Linked DNA regions of Homo sapiens: region 2 is linked to region 1. Evidence: read pairs that join two places in POLR2A ChIA-PET (ENCODE). Cell type or tissue: Panc1. All regions are shown on one strand. Each heading gives the region's core, and the rest is flanking DNA. Links, peaks and the distances in the headings are about the cores only. Region 1 overlaps LOC124903508 (a long non-coding RNA gene). Region 2 overlaps LOC124903507 (a long non-coding RNA gene).

Region 1 (2,912 bases), core at 137-2,636:
TTTGAGAGAGGGTCTGGCTCTGTTGCACAGGCTGGAGTGCAGTGGCAAGATCTTCACTCACTGCAACCTCTGCCTTCTGGGCTCAAGCCAACCTCCCACCTCAGCCTCCCAAGTAGCTGGGATTACAGGCACACACCACCATGCCCAGCTAACTTTTGTATTTTTTGTAGAGACAAGGTCTCACTATGCTGCCCAGGCTGGTCTCAAACTCATGAGCTTAACCAAACCGCCCACCTTGGCCTCCCAAAGTGCTAGGATTATAGGCTTGAGCCACCATGCTGGACCATGTTTACATGTTTAATGTAAACTTCACATACAGTGAAACACATAAGTCTTAGGAGTATCATTAGAAGACCTTTGCAAATTAATATACCTGTGTAGCCCAAACCCCTATCAGGATTTACAACTGTGCTGTCCAATACAGTGGCCACTAGCCACATGTGGCTATTTTAATTTAAACTTAAATCAATTAAAACTAAGTGAAACTCAAATCCAGTGCTCAATTGCCACATGTGGTTAGTGGCTATTACATTGGATAGCACAGATAGGGGACAGTCTCCTCCACTGCATGAAATTGTAAGAACATTATCATCACCTAGAAACTTCCTTTGTGCCCCTTCTCAGTCAATCCCCACTCTCAGTCCTTAGACAACCTCTGTTCTGATTTTATTTTTAACCATGGATTAGTTTAGCTTGTTCTAGCATCTTTTTTTTTTTTTTTTTTTTTTTTTGAGACGGAGTCTCGCTCTCTCGCCCAGGCTGGAGTGCAGTGGCGTGATCTCGGCCCACTGCAACCTCTGCCTTCCAGGTTCAAGTGATTCACCTGCCTCAGCCTCCCGAGTAGCTGGGACTACAGGCACGTGCCACCACGCCCGGCTAATTTTTTGTATTTTTAGTAGAGACGGGGTTTCACCGTTTTGGTCAGACTGGCCTCGAACTCCCTACCTCGGGTGATCCGCCCGCCTCTGCTTCCCAAAGTGTTGGAATTACAGGCGTGAGCCACCGCGCCCGGCTGGATGTATGTTTTAATTTGAGACGGAGTCTTGCTCTGTCGCCCAGGCTGGAGTGCAGTGGCGCGATCTCGGCCCACTGCAACCTTCGCCTCCCGGGTTCACGCCATTCTCGTGCCTCAGCCTCCGGAGTAGCTGGGACTACAGGCGCTTGCCACCACGCCCGGCTATTTTTTTGTATTTTTAGTAGAAACGGGGTTTCGCCATGTCGCCCAGGCTGGTCTCGAGCTCGTTACAAGTGATCCACCCACCTCGGCCTCCCCAAGTGCTAGGATTACGGGCGTGAGCCACCGCGCCCGGCCTGGATTTATGTTTTAATTTATTTTGAATAAATACCTAGGTGAGAAATTCTGGGTCATAGAGTAGTTGTATATTTAGTTTCATATGAAACTGTGAGATCTTTCTTCAAAGTGGTTGTACTCCCCACACAGGATTTTGTCTGAGCAACAAAGTCCCTGAAGGGAAAGGTATCGAACATGTAACTAGACACTGCCTGGTGGTGGATTAAAGGTCCTCGGGTCTTCGCTCCTCCCCGCTCCACGCGCCGTGGGCCTACCAGCTGCATCCTGATTGGCCCGCGGCGTAGGGAGGCGAGGCCAGAGGGAGCCCTACCTCCTGGGGCTGTACTTCCTCCCCTTCGGCTTCGGGCGGTTCTGGGCATCCGCCCGACACTCTGCTCCCTGCTGCCGCCGTGAGGTCAGTCTGGATTGAGGTGCAACGCTGCTCTCGGATCTCGCCCAACCCAAAGCCTGGTTTGGAGGCAAGATCTCAAGAGGAAAGGGTTTTCTTCATTTTGAAATTTCCTCCTCGGAATATCCTTCCACACGTCTTATCTGCTCGCTGTCATTGAGAGGTCTCAGTTCAGTCCCTGGCTCATTAATAATAGCTACAATGACATTAGCACAGAGGGGGTTATAAAATGCATTTTTGGCATTATCTCATGTGATACTACTCAAAAGGCCCCGTCCCTTCCACCTTAGGACCCTTTCTCTCCAAGCTTTTTGCCCTCCCGCTTTCGCAGCCCGAAGCTTACAAGGACAGTCTGTAGAAGAGCTGAACGGGAAACGGTATTTATTTTACTGTCTTCCAGTTTCCAGAGCAGGACGGCACCTTGCACTGTCATCACCGGGCAGCGGACACTCATTTTGTTGAACCTCTCATACAGCTGATCCTCTCTTAACTTCCACGACTTCACACTCCCCTCGTTTCTTCCTGTCTACTGGCTGCTCCATGTTAACCTCCTTTGCTAACACCTCTTCCTCATTAGACCTCTCACTGATCCTCTCTCTCTTCCTTCCCTCCCTCCCTCCCTCTTTCCTTCCTTCCTTCCCTCCATCTCTCCCTCCCTCCCTCTTTCCTTCCTTCTTTGGTGACTCAATTATCAACTACATGATGATTCCCAATATTCTATCTCCAGCCTGCCCTTCTTCCCAGAACACCAAACAATATCCCCATTTGTCTTCCTGAGATTTCCACATGGATGCCAATAGGCATGTCAGATTCACTTTCTCCAAAACAGAGGTTTTAATCTCCTTCCCCAGTACCATATACGCCTGTTTTCCTCCTTTCTTTATCATCTCAGTAAATGGCACCACCATTTTGGGCTCAATTTAAAAACCCACGCCATATCCCTGATTTGTTTCTTCAACTGCCACATCCAACCCACCATTGAAACCCGATGTTTCTTGTCTTTTTTATTTTCTTTCTTTTTTTTTTTTTTTTTTTGAGACGGAGTTTTGCTCTTGTTGCCCAGGCTGGAGTGCAATGGTGCAATCTTGGCTTACCACAACCTCCTCCTCCTGGGTTCAAGCAATTCTCCTGCCTCAGCCTCCCGAGTAGCTGGGATTACAATCATGCGCCACCACACCTGGCTAATTTTGTATTTTTAGTAGAGATGGGGTT
Region 2 (2,912 bases), core at 89-2,588, 120 kb before region 1:
TCACTTGAGGCCAGGAGTTTGAGACTAGCCTGGCCAACATGGTGAAATCCTGAGTCCACCAAAAATTAGCCAGGCGTGATGGCATGTACCTGTAGTCCCAGCTACTTGAGAGGCTGAGGTGGGAAAATCACTTGACCCTGGAAGATGGAGGTTGCAGTGAGCTGAGATCAACACCACTGCACTCCAGCCTCGGTGACAGAGCAAGACATGTGTATATATATACACACGTATATATATATATACACGTATATATATACACACGTATATATATACACACGTATATATGTACACGTATATATATACACACGTATATATATACACGTATATATATACACACGTATATATATATACACGTATATATATACACGTATATATATATATACACGTGTGTGTGTGTGTGTGTGTGTGTGTGTGTATATATATATATATATATATATGATGTGCTAAGTTGGCATGTAGGTAAAAACCATACATATAAATGTAATAAAATGTATTAAAAAATGTGAGCTGAGCCCAGAAGCTTACTTCTGTAATCCTAACACTTTGGGAGGCCAAGGCAGGAGGATCACTTGAGCCCAGGAGTTCAAGACTAGCCTGGGCAACATAGTGAGAACTTGTCTCTACAAAAAACAAAATTAGCCCAGCCGCAGTGGCTCACACCTATAATCCCAGCACTTTGGGAGGCTGAGGTGGGCGGATCACTTGAGGCCAGAAGTTTGAGACCTCCACCTCTCCTAAAAATACAAACATTAGCCAGGCGTGGTGGTGCACACCTGTGGTCCCAGCTACTCGGGAGACTGAGGCAGGAGACTCTCTTGAACCCAGGAGGTGAAGGTTGCAGTGAGCTGCGATCGCGCCACTGCACTCCAGCCTGGGCAACGGACTGAGGCTCAGTCTCAAGACAGGAAAAAAAAAAAAAAAGCTGGCCAAGTGTTGTGGTGCATACATGTAGTCCTAGCTATTCAGGAGGCTGAAGTGGGAGGATCATTTGAGCCCAGGAGTTTGAGACCAGACTGGGCAACATAGGGAGAGCCTATCTCTACAAAAAAAGTTAATAATTAGCCAGGCATGGTGGCACACTCCTGTAGTCCCAGCTACTCCCAGGAGGCTGAGGTGGGAGGATCACATAAGCCCGGGAATTTGAGGCTGCAACTGAGCTATGTATGACTGCACCACTGTACTGTAGCAGAGTGAGACATCTGGGCAGCAGAGGGAGACCCTCTCTCTAAAAACAAAACAAAACAAAAAAGCCCTAGAGGATCTAAGCCCTCCTGCCCCTCCAGCCTCATCCTGTGCTCCTCTCTTTGGTGGAGCAACCCTGGCTTCTTCTCAGGGCCTCAAACAGGACCAGCCTCTTACTATTCCCTGACCTGGACCACCCTTCCCCAGATCCTCCTGAGGCGGGGCTGGCTCCCCATCCTCAGAGAGCCCTTGGCAGCATCCCTGTTCCCTGTGTATTCCCTCATGGCATATCTGTAATGCATTCATCTGCTGCTTCCATGTTCATTGTGTGACACTCGTGTTGGACTGAAAGCTCCAGGTGGGTAAGAAGCGAAGAGCCTGGGCCACATGAGGTGCTCAGTGAATACTTTTGTGTATGGCAAAATTCAGTGAAGAAATTTAAAGCATGAAAGCTTACAGCAGAGTTGGAGAGATGTAACTTACATATCTGAAACAAGGCAGAAGCACGAGAAGACAGCAGCATCAGTGCAGAAGTGGGCCGCTCAGCCCGCGAGTGCAGGAGGCGCTGAGAAGAACAGGTGTCAGCTCTCTGCTGAGAACAAAGACAATTCAACGCCACTTTTTCAAGGTGAAAATAGAGCCCAAAGCCCTGAAAAAGGAAATTAAAAATAAAGGTTCTCTGAGGCCCAAGCAAGATCAGGATGTCAAGAGCCTGGCATTTTTCTTCTGCTCCCTCCCAAAGCTGCCTTTCAACATTGCACGGTGTTCCTTAAGGACATCACCAAAGAGTCAGAAAACCTGCGAGTCCTGGTTCTCCCCCTTTTCCTGGCTGCTGATCCTGGCAAGGCACATGTGCTCTTTGTACCTCTGTTTCTCAGCTAAAATTTGAGGTTGGGAGTAGACTCTTAGGGTTCTTTTCCGCGATAAAGACTTTTCCAAGTGGTCACTTGAGCCACCTCATAAGGTCTAGCTTGGATCCCACTACCAACCCTTGAGTCAGGATCATGGTTGGGGGCGGAGGGAGGAACTGGCTTCTAGAGGCAGCAAAAGACTTGTGAGGAGCCCTGCCCCTTGGCTCACAGGGCAGGAAGCGCCTGGCGGAAGGTGAAGCAGTTGAAAGCACTAGAGCTGGAAGTGAGTGAGGGGTAGTCCTGCCTGGGGCGTAGGGTTCCGGTCCCAGGCAAAACATTATTTTAGACCAACAGGAAAAACAAAAGTAATGGTTCCCACCAACTTCCCAGCTCCAGGAAGCTGGGCATGACTAGTGATTTTTTTTTCTGTTCCTCTAGCCTGTGAGCATTTCCACTCGTCTGCCAAGGCAGAGACAGCCCCATCCAGAAGCAAGAATGAGACCTCGGGGCCCTGGCGCCCTTGAGCCAACCCCATCTCTGTTCTCACAACTTGCCTTGCCTGACCTCTGGAGAAAAACTTCAGAAAATATCACCCTTTCTTCCCACCTGCTCCCGCTGGCCAAAATCCCCATCAAAGCCTGGCTTCAGCCCCTCAGACTGGGAACTCTATCCAAATGGAGTGTGGGGAGTGTGGGTGAGGAAGGACGGAAGGAAGTAGGTCACACGCTGGCTACCGCACAACGGGGAAGAGGCCAACCTCGGAAAGGCAGAAGAGTGGCCGCCATGCCGAGCTTCCAGAGATGGAGAGAAGGTCTAGGAAGCCACCTTGGGGAAGCCGCCTGAGCAGGAGCGGGGCAGCCAGGGATCAGAGCCCACGGC

Evidence for each region. Peaks named below come from ENCODE experiments on the same cell type or tissue, not always from the same donor. Only the 100,000 strongest peaks of a DNase experiment are listed, where the experiment ranks them.
Region 2: POLR2A ChIA-PET joins it to region 1 with 6 read pairs; 7 of 35 experiments call an interaction of 5 or more read pairs at or near these places.

What each region holds. Positions count from the first base shown.
Region 1 is chr15:64,834,241-64,837,152 of GRCh38, forward strand. LOC124903508 (a long non-coding RNA gene) reads right to left here. Exons shown (of 4, transcript XR_007064682.1): 4 at 1,693-1,896. Among named protein-coding and RNA genes, the nearest start is that of PLEKHO2, 6.2 kb to the right of the region's middle. In Panc1, for the core only: a CTCF peak has its summit at 1,715; a DNase peak (open chromatin) is centred at 1,641; H3K4me3 peaks cover 1,030 bases; H3K27ac peaks cover 1,484 bases.
Region 2 is chr15:64,715,595-64,718,506 of GRCh38, forward strand. It overlaps LOC124903507 (a long non-coding RNA gene), which reads left to right. Exons shown (of 3, transcript XR_007064679.1): 3 at 2,472-2,912. Among named protein-coding and RNA genes, the nearest start is that of OAZ2, 14 kb to the left of the region's middle. RefSeq lists an enhancer at 2,473-2,912. In Panc1, for the core only: no CTCF peak of the experiment used is centred there; no DNase peak of the experiment used is centred there.